Linked DNA regions of Homo sapiens: region 1 is linked to region 2. Evidence: chromatin loops called from intact Hi-C (ENCODE). Cell type or tissue: HCT116. All regions are shown on one strand. Each heading gives the region's core, and the rest is flanking DNA. Links, peaks and the distances in the headings are about the cores only.

The links. Peaks named below come from ENCODE experiments on the same cell type or tissue, not always from the same donor. Only the 100,000 strongest peaks of a DNase experiment are listed, where the experiment ranks them.
Region 1: it touches region 2 in a loop (4-fold over the local background); 14 of 110 quality-filtered maps call a loop at or near these places.

What each region holds. Positions count from the first base shown.
Region 1 is chr5:103,135,428-103,143,960 of GRCh38, reverse strand. PPIP5K2 (diphosphoinositol pentakisphosphate kinase 2) reads right to left here. Exons shown (of 31, transcript NM_001276277.3): 4 at 7,139-7,229; 5 at 5,492-5,577. Among named protein-coding and RNA genes, the nearest start is that of PPIP5K2, 19 kb to the right of the region's middle. RefSeq lists an enhancer at 1,733-2,234. In HCT116, for the core only: a CTCF peak has its summit at 4,486 (motif pointing right); a DNase peak (open chromatin) is centred at 4,520.
Region 2 is chr5:102,967,602-102,976,134 of GRCh38, reverse strand. PAM (peptidylglycine alpha-amidating monooxygenase) reads right to left here. Exons shown (of 26, transcript NM_001177306.2): 15 at 1,699-2,019. Among named protein-coding and RNA genes, the nearest start is that of GIN1, 150 kb to the left of the region's middle. In HCT116, for the core only: CTCF peaks have their summits at 1,800 (motif pointing left), 4,039 and 4,240 (motif pointing right); a DNase peak (open chromatin) is centred at 4,274; H3K27ac peaks cover 764 bases.

The DNA.
Region 1 (8,533 bases), core at 2,273-6,272, 170 kb before region 2:
TATTTCTTTCTCTTCCCTAATTTCTCTGGCTATAATTTCCAGTATTATGTTGAATAAAAGAGATGAAAGTAGACATCCTTGTCTTGTTCCAATTCTTAGAGGAAATATTTTCACCTTTTCCCTGTTCAGTATAATGTTAGCTGTGGGTTTGTCATATAGCGCTTTTATCACATAGAGGTAAGTTCATTCCATACCCAGTTTTTTGAGAGATTTTATCATGAAGGGATGTTTAATTTTATCAAATGCTTTTTCTCCATCAATTGAAATGATCATATGTAGAGAGTATAGAGTTGGATCTTATTTTTTAATCCATTTAGCAACTCTAAGTGTTTTGTTGCAAGAATTCAGCTCATTTGCATTCACGTTATTACTGATAGGTAAAGACTTGCTTCTGCTATTTTGGCATTTGTTTTCTGAGGTTTCCATTATTTTGTCCTCCCTTCCTTCCTTCCTGACCTATCTTCCTTTGTGGCAAAGTGATTTTCTGCCGGGGCATGATGGTCCCCAGCACTTCTGGAGTCTGAGACAGGAGGATCACATGAGCCAAGGAGTTTTGAAACCAGCCTGGGCTACACAGTGAGATCCTGTCTCTACAAAAAATAATTACTTGGGTCTGGTGGCTTGTGCTTGTAGTCCCAGCTACTCAGGAAGCTGAAGTGCGAGAATCACTTGGGAGTCGAGGCTACAGTGAAAAGTGATCACGCCACTTCACTCTAACATGGGTGAAGAGCAAGACCCTATCTCAAATACTACACATATGTAATTCTCTCTGGTAGTATGTTTTAATTTCTTTTTATTTTTTGTGTATCTGTTACAGGTTTTTGTTTTGTGATTACCATAAGGCTTACAAATAACATTTTATTACAATTATTTTAAATTGATGACAACTTAACTCTGATTACAAAGAAAATAAAAAGAAAATTTTAAAAACTCTACATTTTAACTCCATTTCCCCCCATCCATGTTTTGACTTTTTGTTGTCTCTATTTTTATGTTTCTATACTCGTAAAAAGTTGTTGTAGTTATTATTTCTGACAGGTTTGCCTTTTAGTCTTCTTATGAAATATATAAGAGGTTTGTACACCACAATGACAGTGTTAGAGTATTATGTATTTATCTGTGTACTTGCTATTACCAGTGAGTTTTACACATTCAGATGATTTCTTGAATTTTTTTTTTTTTTTTGAGACGGAGTCTTGCTCACTCGCCCAGGCTGGAGTGCAGTGGCGCCATCTTGGCTCACTGCAAGCTCCGCCTCCTGGGTTCATGCCATTCTCCTGCCTCAGCCTCCCGAGTAGCTGGGACTACAGGCGCCCGCCACCACACCCGGCTAATTTTTTTTGTATTTTTAGTAGAGACTGAGAGGTGACAGCGTGCTAGCAGTCCTCACAGCCCTCGCTCGCTCTTGGCGCCTCCTCTGCCTGGGCTTCCACTTTGGCGGCGCTTGAGGAGCCCTTCGTCCCGCCGCTGCACTGTGGGAGCCCCTTTCTGGGCTGGCCAAGGCTGGAGCCCACTCCCTCAGGTTGCAGGGAGATGTGGAGGGAGAGGCGCGAGCGGGAACTGGGGCTGCGGGGCGGTGCTTGCGGGCCAGCTGGAGTTCTGGGTGGGCGTGGGCTTGGGCTTGGCGGGCCCCGCACTCGGAGCAGCCGGCCAGCCTGGCCCTGGACAATGAGGGACTTAGCACCCGGGCCAGTGGCTGCGGAGGGTGTACTGGGTCCCCCGGCAGTGCCAGCCCACCGGCGCTGCGCTGGATTTCTCACCGAGCCTTAGCTGCCTTCCCGCAGGGCAGGGCTCGGGACCTGCAGCCTGCTATGCCTGAGCCTCCCACCCACTCCATGGGCTCCTGTGCGGCCCGAGCCTCCCCAACGAGCACCACCCCCTGCTCCACGGCGCCCAGTCCCATCGACCACCCAAGGGCTGAGGAGTGCGAGCACACGGCGCGTGACTGGCAGGCAGCTCCACCTGCAGCCCTGGTGCGGGATCCACTGGGTGAAGCCAGCTGGGCTCCTGAGTCTGGTGGGGAGGTGGAGAGTCCTTATGTCTAGCTCAGGGATTGTAAATACACCAATCAGCACCCTGTGTTTAGCTCAAGGTTTGTGAGTGCACCAATCTACACTCTGTATCTAGCTCTCTGGTGGGGCCTTGGAGAACCTTTATTTCTAGCTCAGGGATTGTAAATACTCCAATCGGCACTCTGTATCTAGCTCAAGGTTTGTAAACACACCAATCAGCACCCTGTGTTTAGCTCAAGGTTTGTGAATGCACCAATCGACACTCTGCATCTAGCTGCTCTGGTGGGGCCTTGGAGAACCTGTGTGTCGAAACTCTGTATCTAACTAATCTGATGGGGACGTGGAGAACCTTTGTATCTAGCTCAGGGATTGTAAACGCACCCATCAGTGCCCTGACAAAACAGGCCACTCGGCTCTACCAATCAGCAGGATGTGGGTGGGGCCAGATAAGAGAATAAAAGCAGGCTGCCCGAGCTGTAACACTCACCGCGAAGATCTGCAGCTTCACACCTGAGCCCAGCAAGACCAAGAGCCCACCGGGAGGAACGAACAACTCCAGACGCGCTACCTTAAGAGCTGTAACACTCACCGCGAAGGTCTGCAGCTTCACTCCTGAGCCAGCGAGACCACGAACCCACCAGAAGGAAGAAACTCCAAACACATCTGAACATCGGAAGGGACAGACTCCAGACGTGCCACCTTAAGAGCTGTAACACTCACCGCGAGGGTCTGCGGCTTCATTCTTGAAATTAGTGAGACCAAGAACCCACCAATTCCGGACACAAGACGGGGTTTCACCACGTTAGCTAGGATGGTCTCGATCTCCTGACCTCGTGATCCACCCACCTCGGCCTCCCAAAGTGTTGGGATTACAGACGTGAGCCACTGCACCCGGCCCAGATGATTTCTTATTTTTAACGTCTTTTTCTATCAGATTGATGAACTCCTTTTAGCATTTCCTGTAAAAGATCTGTAAGATCTTTTTCCTATCCTGTCCTATAAGGACAGAAAAATTCCATGATACTGGTAATTCATGAATCCCTCAGTTTCTGTTTAGTAAAGTATATTATGTCTTCATGTTTGAAGGATAATTTTTTTTTTTTTTTTTTTTTGAGACGGAGTCTCGTTCTGTCGCCCAGGCGGGAGTGCTGTGGCGCGATCTCCGCTCACTGCAAGCTCCGCCTTCCGGGTTCACGCCATTCTCCTGCCTCAGCCTCCCGAGTAGCTGGGACTACAGGCGCCCGCCACTGCGCCCGGCTAATTTTTTGTATTTTTAGTAGAGACGGGGTTTCACCGTGGTCTCGATCTCCTGACCTCGTGATCCGCCCGCCTCGGCCTCCCAAAGTGCTGGGATTACAGGCGTGAGCCACCGCGCCCGGCCTGAAGGATAATTTTGCTGAATAGAATATTCTAGGTTGGAAGTTTTGTTTTTCCTTCAACACTTTGAATGCCATCACACTCTCTCCTAGCCTATAAGCTTTCTGCTTAGATGTCAGCTGCCAGTTGTATCAGAGCTTCTTTACATGTTATATACATCTATTCTCTGGGTGCTTTAAGGATCTTTGTTTATCCTTGACCTTTGAGAGTTTAATTAATATATGCCTTGAGATAGTCTTATTTGGGTTAAATCTTCATATTCTTCTATGACCTATGCATATTCGTATCTTTCTTTAGGTTTGGAAAGTTCTGTTATTGCTTATTTCAATAAACTTTCTACCATGATCTATGTTCTCTTTAAGAGCACTAATTCTTGGATTTGTCCCTTTGAGGCTATTTTTAAGATTTTTTTTTTTTTTTTTAACATTTTCCCTTCCCCTTATTAACTACGTAGGTCCCAAAGTTCTTAAAGAAAAACGAAGAAAGGAGTGGGCTAAAAAGATGAAAAGTGCTACCTGGGAAGTTTGTTCAAGCTCCTCTCTCAGGTCTCTTTAGTCCTGTAAGTGTGTTTCATTCTTTTCCTCTCTTTCTCCTCTGGCTATGGATTTTCACATAGCCAGTTTTCAAGCTCACTAATTCTTCTACTTGATCCACTTTGCTGTTGAGAGGCTTTGATATATATTTCAGTTTGTCAACTGAATTTTTCAGTTCCAGAATTTTGGCTTGTTTTGAATTATTTCAATCTCCTTGTTAATTTCTCATGATACAATTCTGATTCCTTCTCCATGTTACACTGAAGTTCTTGAGCTTCCTCAGGACAGCTATTTTGAATTCTCTGTCTGAAAGGTCACATATCTCCATCACTCCAGGATTGGTAACTGGTACCTTATTTAGTTTGTTTGGTGAGGTCACATTTTTCTGGATGTTCTTGATGCTTGTAGACATTCACTGATGTCTGGGTATTTACAAGTTAGGTATTTATTTCAGTCTTCACCGTTTGGGCTTGTTTGTATCCATCCTTCTTGAGAAAGCTTTCCACATATTCAAAAAAGACTAAGTGTTATGATCTAAGCCTGAGGTCACTGCAGCTGTATTAGCACTAGGGGGCGCCCTAAGTCCAGGAATGCTACAAACTCTTGCTGACTCCTAGAGGCACCACCTTGGTGGACTAATTTTTTGGTTCTTATGAAGGTGCATTCTTGCATGGCTAGTTTATAATTTGGTGTTCCTGTGGGGAGTGGGACAATCACTGGAGGGTATATTTGGCCATCTTGTTCTGCCTCCCCCCTAGTTTTTAATAAAAGATGGTTTAAGGTATGATAAATTCATCAAAATTCCCCACAATACTAAGTGTGAACAGAAATGTTAACTCAAGACAAACACGTATTTTGCCTTGTGACTAAGTTAGGTATAGCTTCCATGCTATGTTTTAGATAACCAGAAAAAAAGGAGCAAACAGTGCTTTAAAATATTAATAAATACTTAGAAGTACTGTTGCCCCTTGTCATACGCGGTGACTGGTTCCAGGAACCCCCTCGTATACCAAAATCTTCACATACTCAAGTCCCACAGTTGGCTCTGCAGAATCCATGTAAATGAAAAGTTGGCTATCAGTATATGTGGGACCCACGAATTCCGTATTTTCAATTCATGTTTATTCCATGAATAAGCAGACCAGCACAGTTCAAACACATGCTGTTCCAGGGCCAACTGTATTTCCAAATTCTTGGCCAGTATTTAGTTTTTGGCATTGTAGCATGAAGTTTCTAATACTTAATTCAATAGTCATAGATAAATCACTTGTTCACCTTTAATCAATACACATTTACTTGTATGTAATTTCAAAATTCTAACTCATGATTCTTAGAGATATGTCAAAAGTAGGCCAAAGAAGAGAAGGATAAATAATTCCTAAATTATTAGGTAGCCTTTTAACTCAGTGTCACCTTTTAATTGAATATGTTTGTCTGTTTAGATTATTTTTTAAAATGGAATAGAATACTATGAATTCTTTAAATTCCTTCCAGTTAATTATTGTAAGAATGTGGCCCAAAAGTATGTCAAGTGGCAAAGGAAGCTTACCTAAAATCTCTTACTCTTACCTTTGGGATTATTTGGGTCACGGTTCAAAATAGCATAACGAGGAAGTAAAATACCTTCAGCTTGAAGAATACTATATACTTCTCTCCTGAAGAAAAAGGGAAACATCCTTATTGTTTTATTGCTCCATTTCACAATGAATATATTATTGTAGTTTTCTTAAAAGACATTATTGTTGTTCTATAACTAAAAAGGGTATATATCTCAACACTTTTTATTTTTTAAATAAACAAATGTCACTTCGAATATTCAAAAAAGGTATTCTGAGGAAATATTCAGCAATAAGAACACAAATTTATGCACAATTCTTTTCTAGCTTATTGAGAAACTAATTATTAAAACTGAGAACATAAATGTATTTTAAAAATGGCTGAATAAAGTTGATATTATCACAATGATAGAACATTACCTAAGCATTAAAAGCCTTATGCTTAAATAGTATTTAATGACATGGAGAAATGTTCACAGCATACTAGAGAAAAGTGATTCTAATTTGGTAAAATGTGATTGTTATGTATGTATTGTTTTCTATAGGAAAAAAATATGATAGATACAGTGACGATTAAATGGCTTTCGGTACGCTTTTACTTTTCAAACCATTTAAAACGAACATACATTTCTATAGCTATAGCTGTATATATAAAAACACATATATATGAATTAATATGTAAATGTAGAGAAAATGTTTTAAATTTTAGATATTAATAATGTTACTCTCTGGAAGAATAGAAAAAAATAAAGTGAAAAAACCATAAGGTCTCATATTTACAAAGCATTTTTCATACACATAAAATCTCATATTGTAATGGTAAAACAAGAAAATAGAATGCTGGTGAGATTATGAGAATAGCTATAGGAGTGAAACATTGATTGAATGAAATACATAAATACACTCATATTTTATAATTTATTAGAAATCCATGCTTTTTACCTGTTAAATGAATGCTAAGATATACAGTATAATATTTTTCAAAATAGGTATACTTTACCATTTAAAAAATCTAGTTATAGGCCGGGTGCGGTGGCTCACACCTATAATCCCAGCACTTTGGGAGGCCGAGGCAGGCGGATCACAAGGTCAGGAGATCGAGACCATCCTGGCTAACACGGTGAAACCCTGTCTCTACTAAAAATACAAAAAATTAGCTGGGCGTGGTGGCGGGCGCCTGTAATCCCAGCTACTCGGGAGGCTGAGGCAGGAGAATGGCGGGAACCCGGGAGGGGGAGCTTGCAGTGAGCTGAGATCCCGCCACTGCACTCCAGACTGGGCGACAGAGCCAGACTCCATCTCAAAAAAAAAAAAAAAAATCTAGTTATAATGAGTAAAGTCCTAATTTCATCATCAGTCCCATGACAGAAAAAGTGCTCATAAGTTTGAATGGTTTAGTAGGCTCTGGAAATTAAACAATCTCGGTTAAGTCTTTGTCCTACTACGTGGGGAACTTGTGACTTTGGGTAGATTAATCAATCTTCCTAATTATCAAGATTCCTCATCTGTAAAATTAGGTAATAAATAACTATTTCTGAGTATTATTTTGAAAGTACAATGAATTAATAATGCAAAAACACCTGATGCCATGTCAGTGTACAGTAGGTACTAAATTAATGTTATTTTTCCTTCCCTTAATTCAGCCAACTTCACCACTCACCTATCTTGTATGAGATACTGCATATTCAAGTCATTGATTACAAATGGATTCCTGAGTTTTGCATAGGCAACCGCTTTGTCCAGTGGAAATCCTAAGAACACATATTATTAACATATTCTGTATTATCTCAAGATAAGCATCTATACTTTATTAACTTGAATTGATGCCACCTCCCATAAAAGATTCATTTCATTAACACATAACACCCTTCTATAAAAGGTATGGAATATATACATAAACCTTGATTTAACTTATATATTAAATCTTATTTTTTCATAATTTGATTAAGGCACAACAAACCAGTGGTTATATAACCAAATTTGGAGCACTGACATGTGAGTGAAGGTCTGACTAGTCAGTCACCTGAAATAAGGTAAGATTCACCTCATACACAAAGAGAAATCTATATGTAAATAACATGGGTGTATCAGAATCACCTGGTGATTTTTAAAAAATGTATTCAACATCTCTTCTTTTCACTTAGATATTTTGATGCCTACACACATAAATTAGCTGATATTCAAAGACTTATGTGCCTTTAAAAACAGTGGGCCAGGCATGGGGGCACACGCCTATAATCCCAGCACTTTGGGAGGCCGAGGCAGGTGGATCACCTGAGGTCAGGAGTTCGAGACCAGCCTGGCCAACAGGGTGAAACCCCATCTCTACTAAAATTACAAAAAATTAGCCAGGTGTGGTGGCGCACACCTGTAATCCCAGATACTTAGGAGGCTGAAGCAGGAGAATCACTCAAATCCAGGAGGTGGAGGTTGCGGTGAGTGGAGATCGTGCCATTGTACTCCAGCCTGGGCAACAGAGCAAGACTCCATCTCAAAAAAAAAAAAAAAAAAAAAGCTACAGAAGCAAAACTTAATTCATATATGACATATATGCTCAAAATATATGAGCAGAATCATGCTATTGCTAGGTCAACATTAAAATATTAGAAATTAAGTCCCTAAAACTTGTAGACTGGTAAAAGTACTAATTACAATGAAAACAAATCAAATAGTAGATATAGTGAAGAACAGGTCCCCTCCCCCAAAATCTAAAAAATTTTAATGATTGTATTTTATTCTCTATATTGGCACTAATGCCAGGTGCAGTGGCTCTTGCCTGTCCCAGTACTTTGGGAGGCCGAGTTGGGAGGAGTGCTTGATGCCAGGAATTCAACACCAGCCTGGGCAACATAGCAAGATCCCATCTCTACAAAAAATTCAAAAGAATCAGCTGAGGGTAGTGGTGCAACCTGTAGTTCTATCCTTCAGGAGGCTGAGGTGGGAGGATCACTTGAGCCCAAGAGTTTGAGGTTACAGGGAGCTATGACTATACCACTGCACTCCAGCCTAGTTGACACAGCAAGACCCTGTCCTCCAGGGGGAAAAAAAAAATTGA
Region 2 (8,533 bases), core at 1,779-5,778:
ATGACTCATGTTATTCACGTCAGTGACATTCACAGGAAGGAAATTTCCCTAAACAGATACTAGAGAAGCATTTTTCTCTTGAGCACTACCATTTGACCACTTTGGAAAGTATGAGGATATTTGCCAAGTACATGCACTTGGGTATTTTAAGGATTTATTTCGTAGAAAAACTGAGTAAGTTTCAGAAATGCAATATCTTAAGTCAAATTCTGACTGGGACACTGACACTCTTGATGCCTACAAATGACCATGATATCATTTCAAATCTAAGAATAACAAAGACAAGTCATGGAATAAATAAAGCATGCTGCAACTCACATTTCACACATGAACACAATTGTATTCCCACCAAAGAGGCTCTTTTCCCTTTTATATTTCCATGTTGTCTGGGTTACAATTCACTGTCCTTAAAATATAAGTTCAGGCAGACATTCCTGTGTGTTTTGAAATGGATAGGGGCATGATAAACTGCAAATTTCTAGGCATCATACTCAGAAATGCTGATTCAGTTGTTCTTTGATAGGATTCAGGGTCTAAATTTTTCTTACGCATCCTAGGTGATTCTGAGGCAAGGAGGTCCAGGGACCACCTCATGAGAAACATAGTTTTATTTGTCAAATCCAGAATGAGTTAGAGCAGGGCTGATCCTGTTTAAACATGAAAAGTTAAAAATCCAGGTTCCAGTTAACATCTCACAGAAACCATTAGGCCAGTACCAATGGACTATGCTTTGAAACTCTCATGTGAACAAAAGGCACTGCATGCTAATTTTTTTTCAATTATAAATAAAAATCAGCTGGGTGTTGAATAATTTATGGCCTCCTACAAAGCTGAATTTGAAAACATCAAGCTGGCAGCCTGTGCCATTCCAACCCACACATGGACAGCTGCCATGCACGCATATCCGTTACTTTTTTGGAGATTATCTCCACATGCTGTATTATCTGGCTTTCCACATTAGCAAGTAACATGAAACGCAATCAATATCACAGAGGCCACAACACAATTAAAGACAAAGATGAGGCATCCATAGCTTGCTGGTACGGAAACCTGAAGGGAATAAGGTATTTTCCTCTACTTATGGAAGCCTATTTGGGCTAGAAATAAAGATAAATCTGATAGTTATTGACTTAGTAGAGGTCCCTTCAGAAATACTCAACTTTCCAATTAAGATTGTAATTTATAATGAAACTTAAGAAATCAAAATCATAAAAATGGTTATATTTTACAAGTCAACTGGATGAGAATGTTGAAAGTGTAAGATTCATTTGAGAGGAATTTAATTACCTTACAAGGAGACAGTATATGAGCATTTCTTAAACTGGGACTTTACATATCAGGTTTTAAATTTTCAATGTATTTCCATTGAGCAAAATGAAAAATATTCAATTGTAAGAATTTTTATCCTGAATTTCATATGCCTCCTTTCCCCAAATGATCCAAATATTTTTTGGTCCTTGTAGTTCTGGCTCACCAATAGAACAGACACTAAATTTATGCAGTAATAGACCAAAACCAAAACAAAAAAAAATCTTCAAAGATGTTATCTGATAGCCCAAATCTGAGTAATTTTTTTCTAATGATAAGTCCTTTTCATTGATGAATTTTTTCACCCATTAATTCTTATTCCCTTCAGGTTTTGCTAACGTGGATTGTAGCATTTCACACTTTACTGCTTAAAAGAAACCCTACACGCACCTCCTGTGTGTTCTGGTTCCCAGGTGCCTTCACCAGGTGGGGGCTGCTGTAATGAGAAAACTCTGCTCTCTGGTGGCCTCAAGGTAGATACTAGTCTGTGGAATTTGTGAATTCTGTCTCTGACAAGAATAGCATTACCCCTCTCATGTTCTGCACCCTCTCTGGCATCAGATCGACCAAGATCCTTTTTTTGGACTACATTTGCAATCTCAGCTACCAGGTCTGACTCTGATTCTGCCTTTTCTGTAGGATTATATTTGTGCACATGAACAACATCTTCCCTTTCTCCTAGCAGCTTGGAAAGTAGTGAATAGAAATCACCTGTGGAAAAAAGAGAAGAGATAAGGGCGTGGAGGGTAGATAAGATTGCAAAATTTACAAAATTTGGTGCTTTAAAAAATATCTACTCATTTCTCATAATAAATAAGAGAGAAGTTTGCACTCAGACTTTTAAGCATAGGAGGAAAAAAAAGAAAAATTCCTAGACCGATGAAATACTTTATTTCATATATCATCTATTTCTTTATGTATAACATCTATTGACATATTAGTAGAAAAAATAATGCTTATGTAATTGCATGGCACATTTCAATAAATGGTTTTCAAAGTATAGTTTGATACGGAAATTAAGAGCTCATCAGATTTCTAAAATAAAATATCATCAATAGCTACATTAGATAACAGCTATCTGCACAAGAAACTCTTTGCAGTTGTCCTTTAAAACCTATTGAAGTGCAAGCCACAAGAAATGAAATATACATTTCTTGAGCAGGAAATATACATTTCCTGTAAAACACAAGTAAATACGTATCCATTTGACAACTGGGAAACCTAAATTTTATTATTATTTTGTTAGCAGTGCTACTGTAAGCTCTAGTTGTTCCTCTTAAACAAAAAATGAGCAAGTGAGAAAAATAATTTTTTGAGCAAAGGATACTTTTAAATCAGCTTCAAACAAAGGAAAAGATTTTAATAAACTGATATCATTAGGGTGATTCATCACTAAAATGCATTCTATGCCTTCCTGTATTAAGGAGTAAACTTGGGTATGAGACTCCAATTCTATGAAAGCAAATTATTTGTAAAATATTATCACATATACAAAATATGACTACAGAAAGTTCATGAAGTATTTTAACCCTCATCATTTCCACGATGACTTCAAATCCATTTATATCAACTGTGTGAATGGTAAACATATTCTCAATGAAAACACAAATCTGCTCTCCTACACCAAACCCAAGGGCAACCACCAGTTCTTCCTTTTCCTCATCCTATACTAGGTGCTGCTAATGATGAAATTACTTACGACTATGGAGTCCTGTTGCTTACGTTTTAATTACATTTACAGCACAATTAGAAAACATTTATAAAATCTCTTTTCATGACCATTAGGAAATGAAAATGATAACTGGTTTAGCCATGATGTATTTCACTGAAGAATATATTATTAAGAAAGTGGTGCAAGGGGAGATGAAGTCTTTCCAAAATGATGCTAAGAGATTCTGTCATGTTTACAAATAGTCTTGGTTTAATGTTTCAAAGTAGGTTTTCAATTCTTGCCAGTGAAATCAGCTTATCCCAGGTGAAATCTTCAATCAGAAAATAATTACCAAGTAATAGGGCCAATCTCAGTAAAATAAACAAAGCAAATTATAAGTCAACCAAATCTGTTAGGGCACAGTGGCATTCTGCCTCACAGAAGAAAAATTAATACAGTTCATTACTGCTAAATTCTCGTGTACCACACATTAAATATAAATAGTTTCATATGCTTGTACAATGAAACGTCTTATTTAGGAAATAAAATACAAGAGTATTTCAGGGAGAGATAAACCATTATTTAAAAACTTGAGGCTGGGAGTGGAGGCTTACATTTGTAATCCCAGCACTTTGGGAGGCCCAGGCAGGAGGATCGCTTGAGCCCAGGAGCTCGAGACCAGCCTGGGCAACAGAGTGAGACCCTATCTCTCTAAGAAATAAAAAAATTAGCTGGGTGTGGTGGCATTCAATTATAGTCCTCACCACTTGGGAGGCTAAAGTGGGAGGACTGCTTGAGCTCAGGAGTTCAAGGCTGCAGTGAGCTATGATCACGCCACGGTACTCCAGCCTGAGTGACAGAGACAGACCTCATCTCAAAAAAAATTAAAATTAAATAAAAACTTGAATCCATATGTTTAAGCTATTATTGTTATTGAGACAGGGTCTCTCTCTTTCGCTCAGGCTGGAGTACAGTGGCACAATCTTGGCTCACTGCAACCTCTGTGTTTAGGGTAATCTTGATGGAGGAAGACAGGTTCAGAACTATGCATAGTCATTCAGGTTTGTAAGAGGAAATCTAAAAGCTGTGATAAAATACCAAAGGTAGAGCACTCCAGTTCATGTGAATTTATCATTTAAAATTGTTATTGGGTTAGGAAAGCAAAAATTGTTAAAATAATGCAACAGGCTTGGCTGCACACAGTTGCACAGGCCTTGCCAGAATAAAGTTTCAGAGCAGAATCTGTACAAACATCTTGTTACATGAGAGAGAGACCACTAGATGGCTATCTCTTACATTCCTATGTGCAAACCAGAAAGAGTTTTTTCCTCTTCTAGTGTACTAGATATAATATGGAATCCTGAAATGTTAACCAATTTTCTTAGTCACATTAAGATGTTTATTTAGAAAATACATCTAATGAATATAACAGATGGAGTAGAACATAAATAAAGCAAGTTGGTGGTCCTGACCCCTGTGTCATCTCTCAATGTTTCCTTTTTCTTTTCAGTTTATGTTCCACTCATATTGGCTTTTCATTTCCTTGAATATCAACTCTAAGAAGATATTGTTTCTTCTGCCTGGACCACTCCCTCCCCACTAATAAACTAGCTCCTCAACTTTCAGATCTTAGGTGTCACATCAAAAAAGCCTTTCTTGACAATTCAACTCAGGGGTCTCTGCTGGGTGCACCTATAGCACTCTGGTCTTTCCCTGTATGGCAACTCCTCAATTCAAATACACATCAAACCCTATTTCTGTGCCCCTAAGAAATAATTCTACTTTGTGCCTTTAAGTAAATTCTACTTAACTTAATAAAGATAGTGACAATAACCTTTAGAAATTACTTTGTAGATTTAAAGAAGACAGCTAATATTAAAATACCCAGTCCAGTACATATCATAAAGTAGGTGTCACTAAATTATAGCTATTATAATTACTGACTGAAAAAACAAACTAATTGCAACATGCATCTGCTTCAACCTGTGGTTTATATAATATTTTAAAAATCAGCTCCTTTTTCCAGTCAAACATTTGGATTTTTGTAATAGAAAACAAAAAGCCCTTTTAGGACTGGGCACGGTGGCTCATGCCTGTAATCCCAGCACTGGGAAGCCAAGGCGGGCGGATTACTTGAGGTCAGGAGTTTGAGAACAGCCTGGCCTACGTGGTGAAACCCCATCTCTACTAAAAATACAAAAATTAGCCAGGTGTGGTGGTGGGCACCTGTAATCCCAGCTACTTAGGAGGCGGAGGCACGAGAATTGCTTGAACCCCAGAGGCAGAGTTTGCAGTGAGCTGAGATCACGCCACTGCACTCCAGCCCGGGAGACAGAGTGAGACTCAGTCTCAAAAAATAAATAAGTAAAAAAAATAAAATTAAAAAAAAAGCCCTTTTAGGTTCCTAGCCCTCTATTTTCTTAATAAGTCACTGTGGCTACTACAGCTAATTGGTTACTGGCTTTGCCAAAGGAGGCTGTATCTGTACCTTCTCCATCTCTTTTAGCGTATCTTTGGAAAAAGAACTCTCTCTACTCCACTGTTCTGAATGCCATTCCTCCAGAATTCCCTAAAGCCTCTCCTGTCTTCTCTCTTTTCTTTTTTATTAATAAATACAACTTCTTTACCTCATATCTGACTCACAGGCTATACATACACTCACTTAGGGCTTGAGTTGTTGTGGAGGTGGGGAGAGACTCTCCTCTAACATAACATATCCTTCAGGCTTTTCCATCTTCTCTCTTCCTTTACAAGCTCCAACACTGTCCAAAAGAATTTTCTGTAATAATGGATGTAATCTATGTCTGCACTGTCCAACCTAATAGCTGCTAGACAGACACATGGGGCTGAGTACTTTGTAAATGGCTAGTGCACCTGAGAAACTTAATTTTTAATTTTTTACTTTGAATTAATTTATATTCAAAACATAAATATTTTCACCTAGTGTTTACCATATTGGATGGTGCAGGGCTACTTGCTGATTCATTCTTCCTTACATCCTTTTCCCTCCCTAAATTGGATGCATTTCTTTCCACTTCCTATTTCACCGTTGTATGACTTCTCCAAGAGGTAAGGGATCCTAATTGCCAATGCTAATAGACTCTTTATTTTGATCTACTGGGAGGCTGTAGCCCTGTTGAAAGTTCCCTTCAGAACCTCTCTCCTTATAATGTTGTTCTTTACAGGTCTTCTCCACCTATCATCTGTGCTTCCTCTTTTTACCGTCCATCATGTAAAAAACGCTGGTGTTTTGGGAAGTCTGTCCCTGAAACATTTTTCCCCTGGCTAAAGCCTCTTCCTACTAAGTGATCTCAGTCACTTACAAAACTTAAGCTACCACCTCCAGGCACATGACTACCAAGCCTGGAGCTCTCCTAACACCAAACTGGTGTTACAAAACTGTCTTCTGGAAAATCCCACTTGGATGTCTGTCTGTCTCATTTGAACTTAAAATGTCTAAAATGGAGCTCTTAATCTTCTCGCCATATTTTAACCTTTTAATAGTGTCTCTCTTAGTGATGACACTTTTTTGAGTAAATCAACTCAGAAAACTGTGTTCTTCTCTCTCTAACCAGTGAATCACAAGGTCCAACCTAGGCTGATTTGCAACATCAACTTTTCCCTCCTTACCACCAGTACTCATTTGGGAATCTTATCTTTTGATTGTCATAGTGAAAGACTCTTCTCCTTCCTCAGAAAGGACCCCCATCTCTGCTCTGGATGACAAAATCTGTCTAGGATGGTATTAAAAGTGGCTCTACCTCTACGGAACTGATGTGTGATTGATGGCACCCTACCCACCTTGGACACTCCTGGGTTATATCCCCATAGCTACCTTTTCCACAGCTCTGTTCAGCTATATATTTCTGAGTGGTATTTTCTTTTCTTTTTTTTTTTTTCCACTGGACTAACTTTGATTTTGATTTGTGGCATTTTTTATTATACTTTAAGTTCTGGGATACATGTGCAGAATGTGCAGGTTTGTTACATAGGTATCCACGTGCCATGGTTGTTTGCTGCACCCATCAACCCATCATCTACATTAGGTATTCCTCCTAATGCTATCCCTCCCCTAGCCCCCTACCCCCCGACAGGCACTGGTGTGTGATGTTCCCCTCCCTGTTCCCAAGTGTTCTCATTGTTCACCTCCCACTTATGAGTGAGAACATGCAGTGTTTGGTTTTCTGTTCCTGTGTTAGTTTGCTGAGAATGATATTTCCAGCTTCATCCATATCCCTGCAAAGGACATGAACTCATCCTTTTTTATGGCTGCATAGTAGTCCATGGTGTATATGTGCCACATTTTCTTTATCCAGTGCAGCATTGATGGGCATTTGGGTTGGTTCCAAGTCTTCGCTATTGGGAATAGTGCTGCAATAAACGCATGTGTGCATGTGTCTTTACAGTAGAATGATTTAAAATCCTTGGGTATATTCTGGGTGGTATTTTCTATTTCTATTCTGGGACTCCCTGCTAAGGTGACCATATAATTTGTTTCTCAAACTAGAATACTTTTTAAAAGGAAAAGGGTGTTAATAATATTTATACTAGGCATAAACTGGGACAGTCCTAGAAAAATGGAGACGTTTGCTGCTTACCAATTGTTGACAGAGTTAACATATTCAGAACAATATAAACTATAGAAAATAATAATAGCAGCTAAAATTTCTTGAGAGCTTAGCATGATCCATTCACTTTGCTGAATGCTTTATACGGTTTAATACGTTTAATCTCTATTAAATTGTTATTATTGTCCTTATTTTATATGAGGAAACAAAAGGTACAGTACTAACCTGCACAGCTGGTAGGAAATTGAACTGGGATTTGAAGGAGACGGTCAGAATGACAGTTGCCCTCCAAACTGCTCACTAGACTGGATTCAGGTTTCCCTGTCTTTTCTGTACTGGCCATTACACTTTTTCCTATACATTCTTCTCAAACTTATCAATCTTACTATAAAAAACTTAATTGTTTTTCTTTTTAAATTAACCATCTTCTGAGCTCAAGTGCTAGGTTTATTCTTTAACTGGGTTTCTCTTTGTCATATCCTGGTCTATCTTGTCCATATCGTAACACAAGAAACGTGCAAACTGGTCAATACATACATACCACAGCGATTTGCACAAAACTAGCTTAAAAAATGACTAGTTTTTGGCTGGGCACTGTGGCTCATGCCTGTAATCCCAGCACTTTGGGAAGCCAAGACAGGCCTATCACTTGAGGTCAGGAGTTCGAGACCAGCCTGGCCAACAAGGTGAAACCCCATCTCTACCAAAAATACAAAAATTAGCTGGGGGTGGTGGCGGGCACCTGTAATCCCAGCTACTCAGGAGGCTGAGACAGGAGAATTGCTTGAATCTGGGAGGTGGAGGTTGCAGTGAGCTGTGAGCTGAGATAGTGCCACTGCACTCCAGCCTGGGCGACAGTGCAAGACTCCATCTCAAAAAAAAAAAAAAAAAGGCCTAGTTTTCTTTGATTTGAAAAAATGTACCTTACATGTATGACCAAATTCTTTAAGATGTTCTAAAAATACTTTCTGTATATTTAAATTATCTCTGGGAAGGGAGAAATTAC